Regions from separate parts of the Homo sapiens genome. Here region 2 is linked to region 1. Evidence: chromatin loops called from intact Hi-C (ENCODE). Cell type or tissue: GM12878. All regions are shown on one strand.

Evidence for each region. Peaks named below come from ENCODE experiments on the same cell type or tissue, not always from the same donor. Only the 100,000 strongest peaks of a DNase experiment are listed, where the experiment ranks them.
Region 2: a loop joins it to region 1, with 5 times the contacts of the local background. A loop is called at or near these places in 1 of 110 quality-filtered maps.

Annotation. Positions count from the first base shown.
Region 1 is chr3:179,315,008-179,317,507 of GRCh38, forward strand. No RefSeq gene overlaps it. Among named protein-coding and RNA genes, the nearest start is that of ZNF639, 6.8 kb to the right of the region's middle. In GM12878, a CTCF peak has its summit at 1,174; a DNase peak (open chromatin) is centred at 1,184; H3K27ac peaks cover 276 bases.
Region 2 is chr3:178,531,302-178,533,801 of GRCh38, forward strand. All of the region lies in intron 5 of KCNMB2-AS1 (KCNMB2 antisense RNA 1), which reads right to left. Among named protein-coding and RNA genes, the nearest start is that of KCNMB2, 3.9 kb to the right of the region's middle. In GM12878, no CTCF peak of the experiment used is centred here; no DNase peak of the experiment used is centred here; H3K27ac peaks cover 504 bases.

The sequences.
Region 1 (2,500 bases):
CTAAACCTCATCATTTTTATGAGCAAATCAATTATACATAATCCATTTTAAAATTCTTAAATAAAGAGATTTTACATCCATGAAGAGCAGAAAAACTAAGGCCGGTATTCACTATCATGATGGTCCTCTTTAAAGCTTTTCTTTTTCTTTTTCTTTTCTTTTTTTTTCTTTTATTTTCTTTTTGTTTTTCTTCTTTTCTGAAACAGAGTCTTACTCTGTTGTCCAGGCTGGAGTGCAGTGGTGCGATCTCTGCTCACTGCAACCTCTGCCTCCTGGGTTCCAGCTATTCTCATGCTTCAGCCTCCAGAGTAGCTGGGACTACAGGCGCCCACCACGCCTGGCTAATTTTTGTATTTTTAGTAGAGATGGAGTTATACCATGTTGGCCAGGCTGGTTTCAAACTCCTGGCCTCAAGTAATCCACCCGCCCCGGCCTCCCAAACTTCTGGGATTATAGGCGTGAGCCACCACATATGGCCCTCGTTTTTCTTTTCTTAATGGCTTAAAAATACCTGAAAACCTTGTAGCTTTAAGGGTGACTAAGTAAAGCTCATTTTAATGCTAGCTTTGTCCTTAAGATTCCACATCAATTTTCCGATTCGAAAATAAAGATTTTAAACTTCAAAACATAATTTTGGAAGGAATTAAAAATGAGAAAAAATGCCTACTAAGTAAGCCTTTTGCTATTAGGCAAACACACAGAATAAACTAAACATTGTATGAAGATTTACACTGTGCTAAGGATTTCATGCACTCCTTCCTTTTGTCCTTCATTCATACAATGCATACTTATTAGGAAATTACTGTGGGACAGTACCTTGCTAGTTTTTTATTAGACACACAAATTTTCTACCTTCACAGAGCATACAGTCTACCAGAAAAGACACCACAGAGTCTTGTTCACCTACCCTGACCCACCTCACCCCCACCTTGCCCCAGCAAGGAGATTGTTTTGTGTGTGTGTGTGTGTGTGTGTGTGTGTGTGTGTGTGTGTGTGATTAGCAATTATTACAAATAAGTACACCTTTGAGGTTGTTTTAAACTCTCATTAGCAATAACAGGAAAAACAAAGTGGCTAAGTTGGGCTACTCAAAGTTTGGACTAGATAAACTCTGGATATGCTTGATCATCAAAAGCAGCTCCGTTGGTTACCATTTAGTATGTGGCACCACTTGGTGTAAGACTTGAGAACTGCAACATGAAAATTACAGTTCTAACAGATTTACAAAGATTTTCAATGTGTCCTTACAAGACTGTCAGAAAAGAAAGTAAAACAGCCCGCTCCACAGTGGCTTAGAAGACAGTCATGAAAGAAAGTGAAAACAGCCACAATGGCCACCACAGTTATCTTGAAAATAGTAGGCTTTAATAAATGCTTCTTAAATGAATCCAAATGAAATCCAAAGGCACATTACTGAACTATAGATTTTTAATAGATTCTGTTCTTTAGACTCAGACTGTGGCTGAAGAAATGCATAAATTTAGCCCTTGTAACTATCAGGATAGGCTAGTGATTCTGAAATAACAAACAATCCCCAAAGCTTAACAGTTTAACACAATAATGATTTGTGAAGGGGTGGGTTGCCCCTCCACACCTGTGGGCATTTCTCTTTAGGTGGAACGAGAGACTTGGAAAAGAAACAGACACAGAGACAAAGTATAGAGAAAGAAAAAAGGGGGCCCAGGGAACCGGCGTTCAGCATACGGAGGATCCACGCCCGCCTCTGAGTTCCCTTAGTATTTATTGATCATTATTGGGTGTTTCTCGGAGAGGGGGATGTGGCAGGATCATAGGATAATAGTGAAGAGAAGGTCAGCAGGTAAACATGTGAACGAAGGTCTCTGCATCATAAACAAGGTAAAGAATTAAATTTGTTTTTTGTTTTTATGTGTGGGTTTTTTTTTTCCAAGTCTCGCTCTGTCACCCAGGCTGGAGTGCAGTGGTGTGATCTCGGCTCACTGCAGCCTGTGCCTCCCTGGTTCAAGTGATTCTCCTGCCTCAGCCTCCCAAGTACTTGGGATTACAGGTGTGCGCCACCATGCCCAGCTACTTCTTTGTATTTTTATATTAGGGACAGGTTTTCACCATGTTAGCCAGGATGCTCTCAAACTCTTAGCCTCAAGTGATTCACCCACCTCGGCCTCCCAAAGTGCTGAGATTATAGGCGTGAGCCACCACGCCCAGCCTAAATCTGTTTCTTCATATGCTATGGGTCCTGATGACTCCATTCAGTGGAAGGGAGGGCTAGAGAATTGAGCACTGGACATGAAATGCCTCTACCTCGAAGTGACACACAACACTTCTACTGTTATGTCAATGGCCAAAGCAAGTTATATGATTATACCTAACTTCAAGCAGGACAGGCAGTATAATCTCCTACATGCCTGAAAGTAGAGAGTATCAAAAATTGGATAGTGCTTTTAATTTTTACATTTTTTTAGAGATGGGGGTCTTACTCTATCATCCATGCTAGACTGCAGTGGACCCTCCTGCTTGGCTC
Region 2 (2,500 bases), 780 kb before region 1:
TGGTTTCTTCCAAAGTTTGGCAATTATGAATAAAGCTGCTATAAACATTTGTGTGCAGGTTTTTGTGTAGACATAAGTTTTCAGCTCTTTTGGATAAATACCAAAGAGCCTGTTTGCTGGATCATATGGTAAGAGTATGCTTTGCTTATTGTCTTCCAAAGTGGCTGCACCATTTTGCATTTCCACCAGCAATGAATGATAGTTCCTGTTGCTCTTGCATCCTGTTGCTCTCCAGAATTTGGTGTTGTCACTGTTCTAGATTTTGGCTCTTCTAATAGGTGCATAGTGGTAGTGTGTTGTTGTTTTAATTTGCATTTTCCTGATGACATATGATGTGGAGCATCTTTTCATATGCTTATTCGCCATCCATATATCTTCCTTAGTGAAGTGTCTGTTAAGGTCTTTGGAACATTTTTTAATCAGGTTGTGTGTTTTTCTTATTGCTAGGTCTTAAGTGTTCCTTGTATAGCTTGGATAGCAGTCCTTTATAAAATATGTCTTGTGAATATTTTCTACCAGTGCGTAGCTTCTCTTTGTTGTCTCTCTTATTTTAAAATTTTTTTTAAAAAATCTTCTGCTGCATATATTAGTAGAAGTTTTAACTAAAAAATACAGGACCTAGGTGAAAAGTTTTATGAAATAAAAAGAACACTGGATTATGAGGACATACGCACAGGCTACGTGATTGCAAAAAAAATCATTAAACCTCCCTTATCCTCAATTTGCCTAGATGGAAATGTAACTATTAATATTTGCCTTGCCACCCAATAACTTTATTCTAAAAGTATCAAATGTGATGTGGGCAAATATACTCCAGAAATGTAAACTTTTAGAAATTATGATTTCATGAAAACTTTTTTAGAGAAATTTAAATTTGAAGGACAATTTTTGTGAAAAGTGATATGGACCAATTAAAGCATTTCATTTCTATTTTAGAAATAAGATGCTGGTTTGATGTTAGATTTTCTTCAACTGTTGTCTTTAATTGCTTTCTAAGTTTATGCATTTGAGTTTATACTAGAAAATGCCTTTTGTATGCACCTAATGTGGAACTGTAGATCACTTCAAAGTGAGTCAGCTTCAACATTCACAGAAATATAATAGTAAGGAAGCAGTGTCTAAACTAACTTTCCTGTTGTTCCTGGAAAAATAGTCATAATAGGGCAAAAGCAGTTACTTGCTGTATTATTCAGAGCATAAATTATATACTCCAAAATATAATTAGCACTTGTGTCTGTAACAGATAGCTACATTTTCTGGTTATGTATCTATCAAATTTTCATTTTAATAGTGATGACTCATAATGAAATTATGCATTCATTGTTCCATTCATTAAACCATTTCACTGGCGGGCTGTGCACGTAAACTGCAAATTCTGTGTATGTGTGATCACACCACTCTCCCCCAGTCTCCAGTTCTTAACCTAATATTTGTTAACACACACAAATTCTTTCCAGAACAAGTTCTCTGATGTACATTCAGGGAGCAGATGCTGTTGAAATGTTATCAAGTTACAGATGCACAAAATATTCTTGCTGAATGTGTTTGGTAATATAGCTCTGAAATATCACTTCAGTCCCTGCCTTCTGCCGGCCCAAACTTCACTCTCTGGGGAACCATCCAGAAAAGTAATGCTAAGAGTTACTAAATTCACTCCTCCGATCAGCTGTTTTCAAAATGGTAGAACAAGCTTTCAACAAATTCAGCATAGGTTTCTCTCTTGTTGAAGAAGGTATGAGCTTCAAAGACACTTTATTATCTGAAACTTCATGATAGAGGTAAAACTAAAGGAACAGCTATTGAAATGTGATCCAGAAAACAAAACAAATGCAAGAAAGAGATTGTATCTTATATGATTCAACAGGAGAAATTTTTCTCTCTTCTACCTCCCCTAGAGAGGTTCTTTTCATGCTTCCTTTTCTTCCTATCCCTTTTCTCCTCTCTTTCCTATTGTGGCCCTCTCCTCATCTTCAATCATGCATCTCCCTCTTTCTTCCTGCTCTGTGATAACTAACATTTATTTCAGTACATCTCTTTGTAAAGAGCTTCACTCATACATTATGTCCTTTCATTCACATCACTGCAGTCTTAGAACAGCCATTGCTATCATTTCATTTGAACACAGTGAACTGGAAACAGGCTAGCAGAACTGTTTCCAAGTCAGGCTGCCTTATTTCAAAGCCTGTGCCCTCTTCCAATACCATGCTATCTCAAGAAATTCTTTCCTTCCTTCCTCATAAATCTCTTTTCTCCTTTTTCTCTTCTTTCTCCTCCTTCAGCGTCCCTTCCTCATTTCCTGCTCCTCTTTCACTACCACAACAAACCATCTTATGCTCCATCCCCATTCCCATCTGAACACTGCTCCTTCCAGAAACCTCCTTTATTCTCAGATGGGTCTGAGTTAGGGGCTTTCTTTGCTCCTCCAGGAACAGAGCCTCCAGAAAGCGTCACTAACAATCCCTGCCCCAGGCCCACCTTCTCGCTTTATCCCATTATCAAA